Linked DNA regions of Homo sapiens: region 2 is linked to region 1. A link is a contact called in ENCODE Hi-C or POLR2A ChIA-PET data. All regions are on one chromosome and are shown on one strand. Each heading gives the region's core, a stretch centred on a gene start or an enhancer-like site at or near the end of the contact. The rest is flanking DNA. Distances are from core to core; before and after follow the strand shown.

Region 1 (4,989 bases), core at 234-2,733:
TATATTTTCTCTTCCTTATGATTTTCTTAACATTTTCTATTTTCTAGCTTACTTTATTGTAAAAATACCACATATAATACATTTAACCTACAAAATATGTGTTAATCAACTGTTTATGTGATTGGTAAGACTTCCAGCCCACAGTAGGCTCTTAGTAGTTAAGTTCTGGGGGAGACAAAAGTTATACTCCATTTTCGGCTGTGTGGGGGTCTTAACCCCCATGTTGCTCAAAGTTGAACTGCAGTTGGTGATTTAGGTAAAATGCATATAGGAGTTCATTGTATTATTCTTTTAGTTTTTTTGTAGCTTAAGCTTTTCAAAATAAAAAGATGGGGGTTGGTGAGACCACTTACTGAGTGTCTATGGCAAACCAGATAGGAGGTTGTAGATTCCTGTGGATTGTGACAGGGATATTAGGAATATTAAGGCATATCTCTACCTCCTTTTTGAGTGAATCCTCAATGGAGAGTGAATTGTATGCTTCCGTTCAAAATTTTCTCTTGGTTCTACCAGCATCAGAGACAGAAAGTTAGGCTGTTTGTCTTTTGGAAAAGTCATTCTGTGCTTGCACTTCCTAGGTATAGTGGGTGTCCTTAATCACGTTGTCTGATTTAATAGCATTGGGGGTCTTAAAAATCTTCCAAATAACTAGTGTTAACTTTATTAATGAAATTGAAAGGGTGATGAGATGCAAGTTGGTCGGGGGTGGGGGTGGTGAAGGTCTAAGAACAACAAAGAAGAAGAGGTGGGCCATGGGCCCCTTTAGTGGGGAAAGCAAATGGTCAAGGCTAAGAACCCAAAGCTTGGCTGTTGAGTTTGGGTAATAAACGGGAAGTGAGGCAAGCCAGTGCCCCAACCCCATCTGCAGGCTCTAAGTAGTAAAATGAATCCATGGGAGCGTCTCTGTTCAGGCCCCAGGTGCTCCTGGCTAGTGGTTAGGAAGCGGGTAAATTGGTGTCTCCTATTGTCCCACCTATTCACAGTTACCCCTCTTAACCACGGAATCATTGTCATCTGTTCAGCCATTTTTCTGTTATTTGATATTTGTTCTTTTTGCCTCAAGGAGGCTAGGAGAGTGCCCTATAGAGCTGAACTAAATAGCATGTACATTTGGACAGAGACTCAGGGTCTCACTTGGGAGCGGGGGCTGGGGGTATGGAAGTGGCTGAGCAGCAGCAGCAGCGACATAAGGAAGTTTTTGTGAGGCTGACTAGGGAGGGTGGGGAAGACTGGATTTCTGGTTCACCCCGACCACTGGTGCTTTCTGTTTTTAAAACAGACGTGCTTCATCCTTCCCAGAGCAGGGGCCAAAGATGGGAACTCGAAATGCAAAGTCCCAGCCGGGGAAATTAAGCTGCAAGAGCTCAACGCCTGAAAAATATTGACTGTTTCTTTTTTTAAGCTAATATTCCAAATTTCTTATGAAAGTCAACTTAGACATCCAGGACACAGGAAACAAGGCAAGAGGCCGCAGCCAGCTGCCTCAGAGGACCCGGGACACTTTCTTAATAACATCCAGATGGTTCCACAGGAATTGCTAACATCTTGAAAAAAAAAAAATCAGCTGTGGGAGAAATCGAGATTCAAGTGGTTTAGGAAGGACAGCCTGGAGGAGACTCCCAAGGGACTGAGAGTGGGTCTGAAATAGAAACCTCTCTGGTGGGATGACTGCTTCCTACAGCAAGGCTGGAGAGGACTGGGTGTAAAAATCCAGGGCTTCTCTTGGAGACTTAGGGTTGGCAAGGAGCCTTGACAGAACTGGCCTCCTAGTCATGTTAATCCATTCACTAGCCTGGGGTTGCAATAACTTTTTACATTATTTTTTCTGTTACATTTACTTCACAATCTACTGTATCTGTTAGGTTCTGCAGGCACAGGGCTCAGGGCCAACAGGTTTTTGAGGGCCTATAGCAATATTTAGCCCTGAAAAAATGTTACATAGATAGTATATATAAAATCCTATATATGATATGCATCTATATAGACAGCAAAATATATTTATTTATTTTTTATTGATTTATTTTTTTGAGACAGAGTCTCGCTCTGTCGTCCAGGCTAGAGTGCAGTGGCACGATGTCAGTTCACTACAACCTCTGCCTCCCAGGTTCAAGCGATTCTCCTGCCTCAGCCTCCTGAGTAGCTGGGATTACAGGCACCTGCCATCACGCCCAGCTAATTTTTTTGTATTTTAGTAGAGATGGGATTTCGCCATGTTGGCCAGGCTGGTCTTGAACTCCTGACCTCAAGTGATTCAACTGCCTCGGCCTCCCAAAGTGCTGGGATTATAGGCGTGAGCCACTGGGCCCAGACTTAGACAGCAAAATATAAATATATTTTCCAACAAATGAAAGAACCCCACCCCCCAAATTTAGTGGATTAAATGCCTATAATAGCTAACCGATTGTATCAACTCCATCAGTTCTTAAGTTTAGTATTCGTTAAAAGCTTTATTTCATTTGGAAACAATCTGTATGTTAGATTTTCTCATTTCTGAGGAATTGTTTCAACATCACCTCCTTGGAGCCCAATAATTTTAAAAGCAAAATTTTTGAATCCTTCCATAGTTATGCTGCATGCTGTGGAATGAAGAGGCTGCGGCTCACCAAGGCTCACAAAGACCTTACCACGATCCCGGGTGTTCAGAAGAGGTGTGTGTTTCTTCCTTCCTCCCTCTCGTCACAGTTGCTGTCCCCCAAGGAAGAGGAAATGACTTGCTTGTGGAATCCGTTTGCAAGCAAATCACTTATTTGGAACCAAAAATGGGGGAGAAGGAAGTAGGAGCCATAGACTCAGGGCTTGATCAGGATTCCGCAAGCCTTAGAGTTTTCCACTCCCCACAACATACCTCTCACCTGGGCCATTTAGAGGCATCTCCTGCCTCCCACTCTGTCTCTGCCTGAGGTCTACACTCCGCGCCCCCCCACCACCCCCCAGCCCGACCCCCACTTTAACAGGATTCAACTCCTTTGTCTGACTGTGACCACAGGTGATGAGAGCTGGGAGGGCGAGTTGGTTGGCCTTTCTTGCAGCTCCCACATTCTAAATCAGGAAGCATGCAGGAGTGGAGAATGAACAGCAAGAATATACACAGCCTGGAACTTCCAGTCTGAAATGTCTAGGGCATTTAGTATGAAAAATCTGTTCATAACTGAAAAAAGAAAACACCTAATGCAGGAACCAGAATTTTCTGCAACAAGCAACATTACCAAAAAAAGACCAGCCAAGAGGGCTTGCCAGAATTGGCTATAGAGCGTTATACCAGGTAAACTCGTCAGATGGAACCATGTCTTTCCTTTGGGAGAACACTGACATTTAGGCTTTGGCTTCTTGAGATTCTGCTGGAGGACTTTTCAGAGGAATGCAATGACTCCTTCCTTCCTCCCTGAACTGAAATCCGGGCTATTACAATTCCAAATGGACACAGAGTCCTGCCAAGTTTATAGGAAATTGGAATGACAGCTTGGGTTCCCACCACTAGGGATAGCAGAAGCTGAATGCTCAGAGAATAAGTAACATTTCCCTGGTGATTCCCAGTGTGTCTATTTTTATTTTAAGGAGTTCTGTGTTTTCATTCAGTTTTGTGAATGGAGGAATCCATATGGAATTTTCACCAACTCTACTAAAATAAAAGCATGTAACTTTTCAGCAGTGTACTGAAATATCCACAAAGATTCAAGGTTAGGTTGGAAAGAATTCCAGACATTCACTTTTGAAGACCTGTGAAAAATCTGCTAACTTCTAATGGGTACCTTCTGGGCATATGACAAAGGACAATATCAGTTGCTAAATCCATCCATGTACAAGAGATATTGTCTTCAACAAAGCACAGCTCATCATTTAATAGAAGTTACAAAGTAGTTACTCTAAGATAAGCAGCTTGTTTTAATAAATATCAAGTATGAATATTTATATATTTTATTGAAAGTGCAGGATTTTGGGGGTGGAATGGGAAAAAGAGACTGATAAGTCCCATGCATAAAACAGGTATATTTTTACTGGTAATTTCCAGTAAGTTTTCTTGAACATGTATATTATTCACGACTATTTGAAATTATCTTGTTTGTTCATTTGTTTGTTTACTGATGGTGTGATTCCCAGCTTCTTCAGTGTCCACCTCCACCTCTTTATTTCCTCTCTAACATAAGCTGCACAAAACAGGGAGCTTATCTATCTTGACTCTCTACCTCCAGACCTAGAAGAGTGCCCGAAACATGGTTCTAAGTAAATGATTTTCTCCCCTCTTCATCCAACCGACAAAAATTTCCTCCTCCTCTTTCCTTATTTTTTTAAAAGGTTAGTAATGAAAAAAGACATTATACATATTCATACAGGTGACTGGGATTTTTGTTACAGTTGTTACTGTTTGTCTTGTCTTATGGTACACGTTAATTGGACAATGTGCCCACATTATTCATGTAAAAAATATGTGTCTTCTCTGTACCCAGCACTGTTCTCAGAAGGAAAAATCCTGTATCCATGGAACTTACATTCCAGTGGAGAGAGACAGACAGTAAAACATAAATATATATTTTGTCAAGTGGGGATAAGTGCTATGAAGAAAAGTAAAGCTGGATTTTAAAGGGGTGGTCAGGGAAGCTTTCTGATAAGGGGCCATCCTTATCAGAAATGAGAGCTTAGGAAGCTAAGCTTGCTGATAGCTGGCGGAAATGCTGCCTGGGTAGCATCATGTGCACAGCTTAAAGCCGGACACATGCTTACCTCCTTTGTGGAGTAGCAGGGAGGCTGGAGCAGAGTTAGCCACAGGAGCGGGTGTAGGAGGTGCCATGGGAGAGCTGCGGCAAGTCACAGAGGGCTTGGGGGCCTGGGCAGACTGTGGCTTCTACTCTGTATGACATGGGGAGGCCCCTCGAGGGTCTAGAACCAATGGGCACCATGACGTGGCTTAGGTTCTAAAAGGCTTCCTCTGGCTGCTGTGTGGCAAAAAGAATGGGATGGGTGGCTTGGCAAGAGGGGAGGAACGAGACCAAG
Region 2 (5,036 bases), core at 1,859-4,358, 74 kb before region 1:
GGGTAGAGGGGCAACCAGGACAGATGGGATCCTGGCCTAGAGAGAAAGGAAGAAGGAAGCAGCGGAGGGTGTCTGAGAAGGTACACAGACTTGTTTCCAAAGAGAGTAAAGAAGTGACGCTGGGAAAGGTAGATTTTTTTTTTTCAGTTCTGTAAGTAATTACAGTTTTGAAGTTGAATAAGAAAGTAGGGAACTTGTCTAAATAGAGTTATATTAACAATGGGAATAAGAAAGGAAGCCTAGAATTTGTACCCATCATACATTTTCTTTAAATTTTTCTTTATTTGTATTCCTTTCTTCAGAACAACTTCCAGTAAAAGAAGGCACTGAGGTTTAAGTGCTACGTGGGAGCAGTTGCCGATTTTTGCAATGGGAGGCTGCATAGATTCAAGGTATCACTTGTTTATTTTATATCCTGAATTAACTTTCCACCTTCCCAGTCCAAAGTTCTAACAAAAGATTTCACTTGGACTAGAGAGCAAATGATTTTGTGACTCTCATCCAAAATCCCACAGCTTTTTCTCTGAAGACCTGTAAGTTCCTAAGACACTCTAAAAGGAATATAAAAATAATAATTGTAATTCTTAAGGAGTGCCAATTACATACTGGATTCCAGAGAGTAATAACTTTGCTTAAGGTTTACGTGAAGCTTTCCCTCTGTGTGTTACCAGAACTTGGCTAACATTATATGCTGGCAAATGGCATTAATCTGTCACAGAAATAGGGGGAATTTAGTCACAGGAAGTTTAAATAACTGATCATGTCCTACAAGGCATTGCCAAGAAATGGACAATTAGATTTACTTTCCACTACCATCCTGAACCATGTAAAAATATCTTGGGTGGCTGCGAGATCTGATTCTAGGAAGAAATATCCCTTGGCTCTCGTAAAGATGTTGATAACTCAGTTGTGAGAAATTGATTTTAGCGGGTGTGTGTGTGTGTGTGTATGCATGTTTGCTTGGGGACAGGGTGTAAAAAAAAATAGCTGTTTTTAATGCAGTCGAACTATGTGTGAGGATAGGTTAGAGGATGGGTGACGACGGATAGGTGATTCAGGGTTTCAGTAGAAGTTAAAGGATGGAGAAGTGAACAACGTGTAGATTCTTTTTTTTTTTTGAGATGGAGTCTCGCTCTGTCGCCCAGGCTGGAGTGCAGTGGTGCAATCTCGGCTCACTGCAAGCTCCACCTCCCAGGTTCATGCCATTCTCCTGCCTCAGCCTCCTGAGTAGCTGGAACTACAGGCGCCCACCACCACGCTCGGCTAATTTTTTGTATTTTTAGTAGAGACGGGGTTTCACCATGTTAGTCAGGATGTTTGCGATCTCCTGACCTCGTGATCTGCCCGCCTCGGCCTCCCAAAGTGCTGGGATTATAGGCGTGAGCCACCGTGCCCGGCCAACAATGTGTAGATTCTTAAGTGCCCATAGGTAATGTGGAATCAAGAAGTAAAGAAAAGTTTTGAGCAAAAAAGGAAAGGGCAAAATAGAGAATAGAAAGAAATGAGAAGGTAGTGTCAAGCAAAGAAACGGAAGGAGAGACAAACTGCTGTAGGAGGTGAAAGTAATCCACTCAGGGAATTATTGGAAGAGATACATGCCTTGTAAAAAGAAAAGCAGGCCCGGCGTGGTGGCTCACATCTTAATCCCAGCACTTTGGGAGGCCAAGGTGGGTGGATCACCTGAGGTCAGAAGTTCGAGATCAGCCTGGCCAACATAGTGAAAACCCGTCTCTACTAAAAATACAAAAATTAGCCAGGCATGGTGGCATGCGCCTGTAATCCCAGTTACTCAGGAGGCTGAGGCATGAGAATTGCTAGAACCCAGGAGGCAGAGGTTGCAGTGAGCTGAGATCTCAGCACTGAGCTCCAGCCTGGGTGACAGAGTGAGATGCTGTAAAAAAAAAAAAAAAAAAAAAAAAATGCTGTTTACTAGCTGCATGTTTGAGAGAGAGGTTGGTTATTGGTGACTGGGTCTGTAATGTTTAGTCAAAAAGGTTTTATTGAGCAACAGCCTCATACAAGGCATTGAGGCAGCAAGGGGAAGAAGAATTTGCCTCTTGCTTACTATGTGCTGTCCTTCCTCCCTGGACCTCCAGGTACATACCCACTTAGAGAAAGAAAGTCAGCAATGGTGGTTGAACAGGATGTGTTGTCTCCAAGGTCTCTTCCACCTCTATAATTCTTTGACTCTGGCCGAGGTCTCCATGGCTCCACAGAGGCTTTAGCAAGTGTGTTCTTGGTAGGCTGGATCTCTGTTAGATTGAATAGTTGTTGTTTTAACTTCTGCCTCCTGATCTTATTGCTACCAGATAGGATGATTTTAGTTGCAAATGGACAGAAAACCTAACTGAAGCCAGCTTAAGCATAAAAGGAATTCATTGGCTTACAATACTGAAAGGTCGTGAGTGGATTCATTCAGCAATAGCTTAATCCTGGACCTCAGATGCTATTCCAGTGCTTTTTGTGTGTGCGTGTGTGTGTGTGTGTCTCTCTCTCTCTCCCCCCCCTTCCCGTGGGTTGTCTCCATTTTCAGGTCTGCTCCTTCCTATGGCAGCAAGATGACTGCCACACCTCCAGTCATCACCTTTCAATCCCCAAATTGCACAGAAAAACATAGCTACCCAAGTGTGAGCTCCCACACACGTCCTGAGCGTCATGCTGATTGTACTGGTTCAGGGCAAACACTCATCCTTGAATCAGACACTGTGGCCAGAGGGATTAAATTGATCAGTACTGGGCCACATGCTCCTCCCTGGAGCCCGAGGTATAGCCCTGCCTGAGCCTTGAGCACTGGGGAGTTTGGGATGACATAACTAGGAGACAGGGAAATGGATTCTGGGGAGCCAAAAATTAATACTGGGCTACCCCAGGCTCTGTGAAACCTGGGAAGAGACATGAGGTTCTGATCCAAAAAACAACAGGAAAAGGCCAGAGGGGCAAGAAAGAATCCTGATCCAGAGATGACCCCAGGATTGAATGACAGGTCCAGAGTGGCAGCTCACTGCCCACTCAGGCTGCCCTTTGTTCCGGGCACTGAATCAGGGATTTTGGATGACCCTGGTACATAGTTACTTCCAGGAGATTACGGAGGGGGGGAAATACTCCACTTCCTGTTTAGGATTACACTCTCAACCCTCCCCTCCCACGCAAGCCATATGTTCATTCTAAGCCGCAGCTTCCAGCCAAAAAAGCCCTTTGTGTTTTCTTGGCAAAACTGGAGCCCAGTAATTAAAGTCCATATGCAAAGCTGCTCCCTCCAGCCCACACCAAGTTCTTTTAATTAGTATGTAATTGGTCAGAGAGGTACTATCAAATAGCTCCCAGTTTGGCCGGCTGGAAATGCAGTGTTTGAAAAGTCCCAGACCAGAGAGGGATAATAAATGCTTTAAGTCCCATCTGTTGGAATGATTTGTTTAAGGTATAAATCGCTGTTCTGTTACTATTTTTAACAATTCTGCTTGTAGCATTTCTTCAAATATGGTAACAACTACCAGAGTATTTATTGGAGGTAGGAGTATGAGTAAATGAACTAGAAGAAGGCTGAGCAAATCCATGTTTTCCCTTCAAAGAAATTCATATAATGCAGTGGAGGTGGGGAGACAAAGAGGTGAGTTGGGCATTTGGTTAACTATTTGTGGTTTTCACAATGAAGAGCTCCTATCGCCCATTAACCTTGCTCCAAACACACCATGTGTGAGAGAGTCTGTGGTGATGTGAAGAAAGACTTTGAATGCACCTTGGTAGACAAGGGTCAGCAGTTGCAGAGAAGCAAAAGGAACAAGCAGGAAAGTGGACACTCCATTGCCCCTAGAAGCCATGGCAATCTAGAGTGAAGCTGGAGTAAGGTTTGAGAAGCAACGGTCTAGGGCAGGGGTCCCCAAACCCTGGGCTGCAGACCCTGTTAGGAACCGGGCAAACAGCAGAAAATGAGCAGTGGGCAGGTGAACATTACCACCTGTGCCCTGCCTCAGTCAGTTCAGTGGTGGCATTAGATTCTTGTGAGAGCGAAACCCTGTTGTGAACTGCGCATGTGAGGGATCTAGGTTTTGTGCTCCTTATGAGAATCTAATGCCTGATGATCTGTCACTGTCTCCCATCACCCCCAGGTGGAACCATCTAGTTGCAGGAAAACAAGCTCAGGGCTCCTGTTGATTCTATATTATGGTGAGTTGTATAATTATTTCATTAATATGTTACAATGTAATAATGATAGAAATAAAGTGCTCAATAAATGTAACGCACTTGAATCATCTCAAAACCATCCCCCCAACCCCCTGGACCTTGGAAAAATTGTCTTTTGCAAAACCGGCCCTTGGTGCCAAAAAGGTTGGGGACCACTGGTTTGGGGATCTTTAAAATTCCTTCCAGCTCTGACAGCGCAGGTCAATATTGATGCTATTGATGCTATTCTTTTTTTTTTTTTTTTGAGACGGAATCTCACTCTCTCACCCAGGCTGGAATGAAGTGGTGTGATCTCAGCTCACTGCAAGCTCTGCCTCCCGGGTTCATGCCATCCTCCTGCCTCAGCCTCCCGAGTAGCTGGGACTACAGGTGCCCACCACCACACCTGGCTAATTTTTTGTATTTTTAGTAGAGATGGGGTTTTGCCATGTTAGCCAGGATGGTCTCGATCTCCTGACCTTGTGATCTGCCAGCCTTGGCCTCCCAAAGTGCTGGGATTACAGGCGTGAGCCACCGCGCCTGGCCTATTATTCTTATAGTCGTAGTGATAATATAATAACAGTGCCACCATCATCATCGCGGCTGCCAGCTTTTACTGCATGCTCACTATGTGTCCGGCACTATGCTCAGTGTTTTACATGGATTGTCTCATCTGAGCTTCACAGCCAACTCTGAGGTTGCTACTATTGCTCTGCCTGTTTCATAGATGAGGACACTGACAGGTTTACTAACTTGCTCAAGGTCACCACATAGTAAGTGGCAGAGCTGGTGTGTGACCCCCCCGGCCATCTGACTCGAAGCCTGCGTTCTTACCCACCACGCTTGCCACCTTCTGCCCAGCATCGCGGAGTACC

The links. Hi-C counts contacts between places; a loop is a spot of excess contacts on that map. ChIA-PET counts read pairs that join two places held with the same protein, here RNA polymerase II (POLR2A). Pooled maps may share reads with other maps.
Region 2: a map of SK-MEL-5 shows a loop between it and region 1 (4-fold over the local background). The contact joins two enhancer-like sites. A Hi-C loop is called at or near these places in 9 of 168 maps with a recorded cell type or tissue (DLD1, MCF 10A, PC-3 and 6 more) and 4 of 50 pooled maps. POLR2A ChIA-PET finds 5 or more read pairs at or near these places in 2 of 52 experiments (activated CD4-positive, alpha-beta memory T cell and activated T-cell).

The regions. Positions count from the first base shown.
Region 1 is chr5:142,539,702-142,544,690 of GRCh38, forward strand. No RefSeq gene overlaps it. Among named protein-coding and RNA genes, the nearest start is that of FGF1, 140 kb to the right of the region's middle. Within about 2 kb of position 1,484, at least 10 of the 41 ENCODE cell types and tissues checked have a DNase peak (open chromatin) inside an H3K27ac peak, as active enhancers do.
Region 2 is chr5:142,463,668-142,468,703 of GRCh38, forward strand. It overlaps SPRY4-AS1 (SPRY4 antisense RNA 1), which reads left to right. Exons shown (of 4, transcript NR_120664.1): 4 at 303-387. Among named protein-coding and RNA genes, the nearest start is that of SPRY4-AS1, 140 kb to the left of the region's middle. Within about 2 kb of position 3,109, at least 4 of the 41 ENCODE cell types and tissues checked have a DNase peak (open chromatin) inside an H3K27ac peak, as active enhancers do.